2 separate regions of the Homo sapiens genome follow, and region 1 is linked to region 2. A link is an interaction called in ENCODE POLR2A ChIA-PET data of the cell type or tissue named here. Cell type or tissue: B cell. All regions are shown on one strand. Region 1 overlaps NTNG2 (netrin G2). Region 2 has its middle 34 kb from the start of RAPGEF1.

What was found. ChIA-PET counts read pairs that join two places held together with the same protein. Peaks named below come from ENCODE experiments on the same cell type or tissue, not always from the same donor. Only the 100,000 strongest peaks of a DNase experiment are listed, where the experiment ranks them.
Region 1: POLR2A ChIA-PET joins it to region 2 with 7 read pairs; 4 of 35 experiments call an interaction of 5 or more read pairs at or near these places.

Annotation. Positions count from the first base shown.
Region 1 is chr9:132,211,892-132,216,891 of GRCh38, forward strand. The region is part of intron 3 of NTNG2 (netrin G2); the gene reads left to right. Among named protein-coding and RNA genes, the nearest start is that of NTNG2, 52 kb to the left of the region's middle. RefSeq lists an enhancer at 1,770-2,514. In B cell, no CTCF peak of the experiment used is centred here; no DNase peak of the experiment used is centred here.
Region 2 is chr9:131,771,271-131,776,270 of GRCh38, forward strand. No RefSeq gene overlaps it. Among named protein-coding and RNA genes, the nearest start is that of RAPGEF1, 34 kb to the left of the region's middle. In B cell, no CTCF peak of the experiment used is centred here; a DNase peak (open chromatin) is centred at 2,811; H3K27me3 peaks cover 1,261 bases.

The DNA of each region.
Region 1 (5,000 bases), 440 kb after region 2:
AGGCGTGCTGTATATGTGTGGAATTCATTCATTCATTCAGTCAGTCAGTCATTCATTTATTCATTCATGAACAAATGAACTTACATGAACAAAGAAGTCTTACTATCTGGAACTCTTTCCAGAGAAGAAAGAGACTGGAATATAGGCGCTAGGAGGCAGAGAGGCAGGACCAGCTGGGCTTGCTAGCACCCACCCTTGTCGCCTCCCACCCTTCCACCATCACACCCTGCTCCTTCTCCTGTTTTCCTTGTGTGAGAAATGGGCCTCTCTGGGCTACCACCTGGGCCTGGTCCTTCCCTCGGGGGTGTTGGGCCTTCCTGCAGGGGAAGAAGAAACCTTGCTGAAGTCAGCTAGGCTGCTTAGGCTGGGGGTGCCTTCGCAGGCCCTGGTCATACCCACCGTGTCACCCCTAAGCCGCACACCCAAGCCTCCCAGCACCCGCCCGTCAGCCTCTGTGTTGTGTGCAAGGAAGCTGCCTCTGGCTTTGTAATGGGTAATAGGATTTATCAATAGACTGAGGAGGTGAGGTATGTTAAAGCACTTAATAGAAAAGGGCTTCGCACAGAAGCCCAAATTTGATTTAGCCAATGAACTCAATTGCCGGCCTGATTGCGTTCCAGGAGGCGCAGCAGCCAGCATTTGTCCATGTTACCCTGGAAAAGCCAGGCTGCGCCAGGCGACCAACCCAGACCACCCAGACCTCCCCTCTGCCCCCACGGCTCTGTTGTTGGTTCCTCGCTTTCTCAGGATCTCAGGTTTGAATGGCAGTCCTTTGACCCAAACAGTCCCAAGTTCTCCAGCATCCAACAGCCTCCTTCCCTCTAGTGCCCAAGGCTTCCCCATCCCATGAATTAGCTAGAAGTGCAGTTTGCTACCATGTTCCTTTCACCATGATCCTCAAATCCGTGTGTCCCCTGGTCACTTGTCACCTCTTACTCAAGCTGGCCTCTGCAGGCTTCCCTCCTGACCATTTGTTTCTTCTCTGGCTGCTGCCCATCTCCCCACACTGCTTGCCTGAGCCAAGGACACATCTCTCCCAACCCCCCAAAGAAGACCAAGATCCCCAGGCCACAGTGTTTCATGACGTCTTGACTCAGGCCTGGGCATAGCAGATGGGAATTACCATGTAGAAAAGAAGGACTTGAGGCCGGGCACAATGGCTCATGCCTGTAACCTCAACAATTTGGGAAGGCAGATCACCTGAGGTCGGGAGCTCAAGACCAGCCTGGCCAACATAGTAAAACCCTCGTCTCTACTAAAAATACAAAAATAAATTAAAAATTAGCCAAGCATAGTGGTGCATGCCTATAATCCTGGAAACTCAAGAGGTTGAGGCAGGAGAATCACTTGAACTTGGGAGGCGGAGGTTAAAGTGAGCTGAGATCGTGCCACTGCACTCCAGCCTCCAGCCTGGGCGATGACAGAGTAAGACTCCATCTCAAAAAAAAAAAAAAAAAAAAAAAAAAAAAAGAAGGACTTGAGAGGATTTCCATTAGCCATCACCAACCTTGAGGCCGTCCATCGTCCATCCATTGGCCACGGCCACCCACCGGCTGGGGAGGAGAAACCTCTTGGCCATGTAAGCCCGCAGCCCCCTCCCAGGGCAGCATCATTCCTCACTGCAGTCCAGGTCCCCAACCCCAGCTCTGTGAGTCCTCAGAAAGCGAGGGCCCTTGTTGCTTCAGCCTCCTCCTTCATCCTGCAGAACACGCCAGCCTCCCTTGTGAGCATCTCCAAGCCACCGTAAGATCTGGGATTTGCTTTAGGTTATTTTGCCCATAACCCAGAGGCTCATGAAAAATGTTTTTTCCCAAAACAAAAGAACACTCTTCACCCAAAGATAAATGCGCTATCTGGCAAGAGAAATTGGAAAACATTGCTGGCTGTGTTAAAATAGTAGTCTAACTTTAGCCCCCAAGGTACCAGAGCTCTGCGAGGCCAGTCTCAGTATACACGACATGTAATAATGTGGGGACGGGTGGTAACATACCAGGAAAGAAGGACCAGGCAATGTGATTAATGACCAGGAACCCCCATGGTCCTGCAAAGAGGTGCTTTGAGACAAGTTGGGGACTAGCTCTCCCAGCCCAGCACCTGCCCACCCCAGTTCAGAGCCATTGCCGTGAACACTCTGAAATCCCCGTGGGGCTTTGCCTTTGCAGAGAGCCAGCCCTGGGGCCTCCTCCTCCCTGCCCAGCTCCAGCACCATCCCTGGCTCGCTCACCCAAACTCACCGCTTCCTCCGTCATTCCCCGCAAGGAGTGGATGACATCACTCTTTCCGGCAGCCAGGAGTTGACCTACATTCCACCCGCCCTCCTGTCTGGGAGACTCTCCAAACCCCCCGCTCCTCTCTCCCTGGGAGGAGGGAAGGGCCCCGCTCACGATTTTTGTGGAGTGACGGTGCCAGGCCCGGGTCCAGATGGTGCCCCCGCAGCAGCTCCCAGGCACTGCCTGCCCCTCCCTGCAGCGCAGGGCACGCTCCTGCCTGGCACGGGCCAGGGCCCCTGTCATCCTTCATGTGGCTGTCAGGCCCCCAGCTGGGCCTGCCACGTTTCCCAGAGAACTGGTGTTATCTGGGCTGGGCTCTCCCCTGGAGGTGAGGCCCGGTGCTGCCTACTAACAGTTGTGGTCTCCAGGGGCTTACTAGGGACTCATCCATTCAAGAAAAAGGGAAACTTAGCTGAAAAGGTGGCTGTGGCTCTGTCCTTGCTGGCAGCAGGGCCAGCTTCCAGCAAGCAAGTGAGTGCGCCCCATGTCAGGCCGTGAGAGAAGTCAGGGTCTGAGCAGAGGGGCCAGACAGCCACACGGGTGAGCCGGGTAGCAGGTGGGCCTGCCAGATGAAATACGGGATACCCAGTTAAACCTGAATTTCAGATAAACAAGGGAATCGTTGTTTTTTAGGGTAAGTATGTCCCAAATATTTCATGGAATATACTTGTACTAACAAAATCATTAGTTATTTATCTAAAATTCAAAAAAAATTTTTTTTTTTTTTAGAGACAGGGTCTTGCTCTGTCACCCAGGCTGAAGGGCAGTGCAGTGGCACAATCACGGCTCACTGCAGCCTCAACCTCCTGGACTCAAGCGATCCTCCTGCCTCAGCCTCCGAAGTAGCTAAGATGACAGGTGCTCACCACCATGCCCTGATAAATTTTGTGTTTTTTTTAATTTTTTTGTAGAGATTGGGGGGGGGGGTCTCACTTTCTTGCCCAGGCTGGTCTCAAACTCCTGTTCTCAGGTAATCCTCCTGCCTGGGCCTCCCAGAGTGCCCAGATTACACGCATGAGCCACTGCACCAGGCCTAAAATTCAAATGTAACTCAGTGTCCTGTATTTTTATTTGGGAAATCTGGCAACCATTGTGGCATGGGGCTCTGTGGGGAAATGACTCCAAGAGGCCAGTGGGGGCCAGGCATGGTGGCTTATACCTGTAATCCCAGCATTTTGGGAGGCCGAGGTGGGCGGATCATTTGAGGTCAGGAGTTTGAGACCAGCCTGGCCAACGTGGTGAAACCCCATCTCTACTAAAATACTAAAATTAGCCGGGTGTGGTGGCGGGCGCCTGTAATCCCAGCTACTCGGGAGGCTGAGGCAGGATAATTGCTTGAACCCAGGAGGTGGAGGTTGAAGTGAGCCAAGATCGAACCACTGCACTCCGGTCTAGATGACAAAGCGAGATTCCATCTCAAAATAAGTAAATAAATAAAGGATAAATATCTGGCAATATGTTACTGAATCCTCCAAGAGGCCAGGGGGTGTGTCACCTCTTGGGGCGCCCCAGGGGCCTGGAGAATAGGTTGATTATCTCTATTTTGGGGAGCTGCAGGCTCTGAGAGAGGCTCTGGGGTGGGTGTTGGACGGGACAGCATGAATAAGGGGCCCTGCCCTTGGGGTCAGGCACCTCAGGGCTGCCAGGTAAGGCCGATCTTGGCACCTGGGAGCCCATGTACTCTCATCTCCGTCCCTCCCTCTATCACCTGTTGGCTGTTGACAATAGCAACAATAATAATAGCTGACGTTTCCGGAGGGCATGCTCTGTGCCAGACCCAGTGCTGAGCCCTCGAGGGTACCAGCTCAGCTTGCCCTTCCCTGACCCTTGACAGTCCTGCCACATGGAAACAGCCACTTCCTAGGGTTACAGGACACCGACTGATTCCCCAAGGCTGGTCACCTTCCTGCCTTTGCCTAGCTTGAGGGGTCAGAGGTTTGAACCCGACTGTCTGGCCACCGCGCTACCTGGTGCTGCAGCCCAGCCGTGACACTCACCGGCCTTTAACCCAGCAGGTGCTCCATGCCGGTTGCTGCACACAGAGCTCCCATGCATTATCCCCTTCCTCCCTTGCTTCTTTCTGCAAACATTGAGCACCTACTGTGTGCCAGGCAGTGTGTTAGACATTTACCAAAAATTAAACCCAGAGAAGTGACTTGCTCAAGGTCACCTAGCCAATCAGTAGCAAAACCTGGGTAAGAATCTGGCTGCTGACTCAGCCTCTCTCTCTCTCTCTCTCTCTCTCTCTCTCTCTGTGTGTGTGTGTATGTGTGTGTGTGTGTGTGTGTGTGTGTGTGTGTGTGTGTGTCCCATGGAGCGTTCTTGCTGCCGTCTGAAGAGCTAAAGCCGTAGGATTCTGCAGTGGGGCAGGGGTGGAGAGGGAACAGCCCTGGTGGCCTGGGAGGGGTCCGCTGGCCTCATGGGCTGGCCAGCATGCCCTATCTCTATGTTCATTATTAAATCATCCTTTCTGATGGATGAGCTGAAAAGTGCTGTGTCGGGGGATCAGGTGGCCCAGGTGATGGTTTTCTGGTGAGATTGATGGTTCCTGAGGGTCAAATTCAGAGAGCGATCGCTTGGGAAAATTGATCCCACAGAAGAAGGGGAAATATCTGGGCTGGAGTGCAGCAGGAGCCCAGACTGCCCGCCCAGGTCCAGATCCAGGCAGAGGCTGGTGCCAGGAGGGCACGTGGCAAAGGGGGCTTCTTTCTTCTTCTGTGGCTGCATTTC
Region 2 (5,000 bases):
TAATCGCTTGCCGGGCATGGCTCACGCCTGTAATCCCAGCACTTTGCGGGGCCAAGGCGGGTGGATCACTTGAGGTTAGGAGTTTGAGACCAGCCTGGACAACATGGTGAAATCCCGTCTCTACCAAAAAATACAAAAATCAGCCGGCCGTGGTGGTGCGTGTCTGTAGTCCCAGCTACTTGGGAGGCTGAGATAGGAGAATCGCTTGAACCTGGGAGACGGAGGTTATAGTGAGCCGAGATTGCAACAACTGCACTCCAGCTTGGAAGACAGAGTGAGACCCTATCTCAAAAAAAAAAAAAAAAAAAAAAAAGGACTCACGGATGATGGATCAGTGGGCCCTTCCAGTGAGTCAAGTACACTCATCATCTCATTGCTTCTTCCTGTCTGCCTATGAGGGAGTACTTTTATTATCCCCACTTTAGGGATATGATAACTGAGACCATGAGGTGGAGTAGCCTGCCTGAGGATTTAACCCAGGTGCGCTTGGCTCCAGAGCTGGCAGTCTCCACTTGGCCCTGTGGCAGGCCCTGGCTTCATCCTGAGGCACTGTACAGCAGATGTGCAGCCATGAGGCCGGCATGCCCAGCCTGCAGACCCCTGGCCCATGCCTGTTCTGTTCCTCCCACTTGGCTTGTGCTGAAGCTCCTGTGGTATCCCTGAGCTCCGCCCAAGCTGCAGCTCAACTCTGCAATGGCTTCTGGCCCTCTGTGGGGTCCAGTTCTTCTTTTCTGGACAGCAGAATCACAGCTGCACAAAGGTACTTGGAGGCCCTCTCCACCTCTGCCTGGAAGCAGGGCTGCTGCTGCACTGGAAGAATAACCCCCATCGAATGGGGTGTCCCCAGGGTCCTGCCTTTCTTCCCTGCCTTTCTCCGTGGCCAGGAGATCCTCTGGTAGGGCCGACGGGATGTGAAGGTGACCCCAGGCTGCCTGCAAGAGGACTCTTCCAAACAAAAGCCTGACCAACAAACAGCCATGCCAGCAGGGAATACAATCAATATTCCGAAGTCACAAAAACCGGCTTCAAAGCCAGCAGTGGCTGGGAAGCCAGAGTGAGGGGTTGTGGAAGGTTCTGCTCACTCCTGCTCTGTTGCCAGGGCCCAGTGGCGCTAGGGAGGGGAGTGGCAAAGGCGGATGGTAAAATGGTTAGGCTGGTGGAGCTGACATGGGGCCCTGGAATCAGAAACCCATTCCCTGTACACTGAGTACAAATTAACTCTGCAGCCTTGGGCACGTCTCCATCTCTCTGGGCTTCAAAAGAGGAGAAAAATGAAGAGGTTGAATAAAATGCTCTTTCTGGGGTCTGAAGAGATTACGTATTTCCCCTGAGGTCCCCCAACTGTGAAGCAGAGACTGTTCTCAAACTCAAGTCTGACTCCTGGGCCCACGCCAGCAGTCCACGGTCAGGCTAGATGGAGCCATGTCAGGAGCCGCCGCCGACATGCGGGCTGTGCTCAGAGCCCCGCCCAGCACTGGCTGGACCAGGTCTCTCTGATGAGGAAGACAAGGCATGGCTGGAGGCTCTCTGCAGGTGGAGAGTTGGAGGACAGCCTGGTCGGGGGGACAGAGTGGGTACTGGGGCTGACTCACCGCCATGCCAGCACCCTTCCTTGGGGAACCGCCCTTCCTGAGCTGGGCAAGTGGGAGCCTCTGAGGGGTCAGTCGCTGCCCAGGAGTTTGGCCGAGACATCCACCCTCTGTATGAATCCTGCCTTTTATGTTCTGCATTTCCATTGCTTTGACATCTTGGGGTCTTGCTGACTCTGGAGGGACTGCCCCCACCCAGGGCCAAGTCCCAGGGGTAATAAAGGGCTCACTTAGGAGCACGCCTTTCATATGAAAACCATGCAGTCTGGTGTTCACACCCCAATAGTCTCCTTTTCCTCACTCTGACACTCTGGGCCCCTGCCTACCTGCCCCAATCGCCCCAGGGCCAGGTATCAGACAACTAGGAACAGCCCCTATGCCCCAGAGAACCTGAAATTATTCAAGTGAGCTGACCCCAATCCTGCTCATTCCCATGGGAACCACAATAAAGGCTCTTGGCCACCCCTTCCCCTGGCTCCCTCTGCCTCTTGACTGACCTCGGTGTTTCCCTGTGTGGCCCTGTGTTTCCTGTTTGGCCCTGTGTGATGTGGTGAGTCCCCTCCTCTTGGGGTCTGTGGGTATAACAAACCTTCTTTTTTTTTTAGACGGAGTCTTGCTCTGTCGCCCAGGCTGGAGTGCAGTGGCGCGATCTCGGCTCACTGCAAGCTCCGCCTCCCGGGTTTACGCCATTCTCCTGCCTCAGCCTCCCAAGTAGCTGGGACTACAGGTGCCCGCCACCACGCTCGGCTATTTTTTTTTTTTTTTTTGTATTTTTAGTAGAGATGGGGTTTCACCTTGTTAGCCAGGATGGTCTCGATCTCCTGACCTCGTGATCGGCCTGCCTTGGCCTCCCAAAGTGCTGGGATTGCAGGCTTGAGCCACTGCGCCCGGCCAACAAACCTTCTTTCTAATGGCAGTCCCTTGATCTGTTAGCCTCACCATACCTGAATAATAATAAAACCTACATTTTAGAACGCCTTCATATATGAATGCCCGCGTCGGTCCCTCCTTGGATAGCCTGGGAGAAGAGCCTGCTCCTGGGGCGTTGATGTAGTGGAGGGAGCCCTGGATGAAGTCTAGGTGTCTGAGGATTTGAGTCCCACCCTTGGCTGTTTGGTGCCCCCTCGGCAGCCTCACTGTGAGGCAGGGCAGCTGGGCAGCCGGGCAGCCGGGCAGGGACTATGAGTTCCTTTGCTATATCAGAAACTGGAGTGACCTGTCCAAGGTGCTGAACTGGACTAGTCCACTCACCCTCTCCCACTCAGTTCTTTCTGACTCCCAGACCAGGGCTACAGGCCCTTATTGGGACACCTGTGGGAGTGACTTCCTACTCAGGACGAATGGTGTTGGGAATGCCCCTCCCCTCACTCGGAGGGTGGGGGTTCTCAGCTAAGAGTTCAGACTGTGCCCATAGCTGATTGGACGAGGTAAGCACATGACCAAGGAGGACCAATCCATTCACTCTCCCAGGTACTTGCAGGTGGGGCCAGGAAGGGTCTGTGGGTCCAGCTGGGGTTGGTGAGTGGCCCTTCTTCTCCCCTTGCTTTGGAGAATACAGGGGAATGAGTCAACGCCTCCAAGGGGGGTTCAGCAAAAGAAGAAGCCAGGAGCCTAGGGGTTTGATGTTTAGGCCTCAGATTCTGCTCTGTCCAGAGGCCTGGCTGCCTCTTGTTCCTGGGTAATGGAGGTCACTCTGGTAACTTTCAAAGTCCCCCTGCTCAAGGGCTCTGGCTCTTTGCCTGCACAGCCTCCTCTGCGGCACCCCAGGGCCCCACTCCCTCCCCTGCGGCTTCATGAAAGCCCTCATTTTACAGATGGCTTGAGACACAGACAGGTTAAGCTGCCTCCCCCAGGGTTTGGGGGCCCCAGGGCAGCTGGGGTGGCAGTTGTGGAAGGGGCACTGGAAAAGGAGTCGGGCTGTGGCTGGGAGCTGGCAGCTGCACCCTGTCCAACAGCTCAGGGCTCACCAGCCTTGCTGAGCCAGCACACCGGCGGAGACTGAGGGAAGCTGGGGCAGTTTGTGAGGTCTCAGGAGACTCCCAGTGGCAGAGAGCTGGCTGCCCCCAAGCTCCTTGCCTGGGGCCCAGGCAGTTTGCTGTGTCACTGCAACCACCCTGGCTTCTCCTGGGGAGAGAGGACAGACAGAACGGCAGCCAGGAGAAGGCAGGTTGGCCGGCCAGACCCTGGGGTGGGCTGGGAGGTCTCAGCTCTGTTTGAATGTGGCTACCTTTTAGGAGGCAAATCCCACCTGAGGCAGGGCCAGGTCACTGGCACTGCAGACTTAGGGAGCCAGGCCTCTTGCCCATGCATGTCACATCACAGCCCGTCTGTGATTCCCCCTTCCCGGCTTCTGTTTCCTCCAACCCTCTCCTCTGTGTTGAACTAAATACTTTTCAAAGGGAATCAATGCAGAGAGAGGGTTTTTTGTTTGTTTGTTTGTTTGTTTGTTTTTCAGAAGCAACACCAGGCTCTTTAATTTAAACTCTCCATGAGCTCTTCCATCCAGCGAGCTTTCCTGGCTCATCTGAAAGTTGGGCCCTATCCCTGACCTTGAGGGAGGGATGACCTCTGACCTGGGGGGAAGAATGACCTATACTTTTGGGGCTGTGGGGGCCTCCCTGCCACTTCCTCCTTCTGTTACGGTGGCATCACCTGTCCTTGCCACCTTCCCACCTGCCCCAGATTGCACACCTGCCCCCAGTGCAGCTCTGCCCCAGTGAGGAACTCTGCCCACTTGGCTGGTCCGTTCTGACAGAGGACTTTCTGTTTGCTGGGCAACCAGAGGCAGAGTGACCCTGGCCTTCTGGAGGGCCACAGCCTAGGGCTAGAAGGAGGAGTGACAGGAGGGCAACAGCTCATGTAGGTCACAGAGTGTGAGCTTGAAAGGGACTTGAGAGACCATTAGGTCCACTGCCCCTTCCCTGCTTCTCAGAAGGGGATTCCCCAAGACCAGCCTTGAAACCAGTAGACTAACTGATCAGTTGAATAATTTTAACACCCACCACTTACATGTTGGATGCTTACTGCATGGTATGCACTTCACTGGGTCCTATTATCTGTTAGCACCACAATGAGCCCATGAAGTGGGTGTCCTTTGTGCGGTTGAGAAAGTGGAGGCTACAGGAGGCTATGCCACTTTCCCAAGACCTAACCTCTGGTTAGCAAGAGAGAGAGTGGAACTTGAACCCAGGGATGGTAGATTCCCAAGTGCAAGTCTGAAGGCTGCCCCACCCAGCCCACCTCCTGAGAGATGAGAACACCCAGCCGTGGGGGCCTCATAAGAATTCAGCAAAGGAGCCATTCCTGGTGTCCCAGGCCAGCCCCAGCTCCCTCCCCTCCCTGAACAAGGACAGAATGCCTGCAGTTCCCCATGGAGTGGCAGGATGGCACATCCCTGTGGGGAGCCTGCAG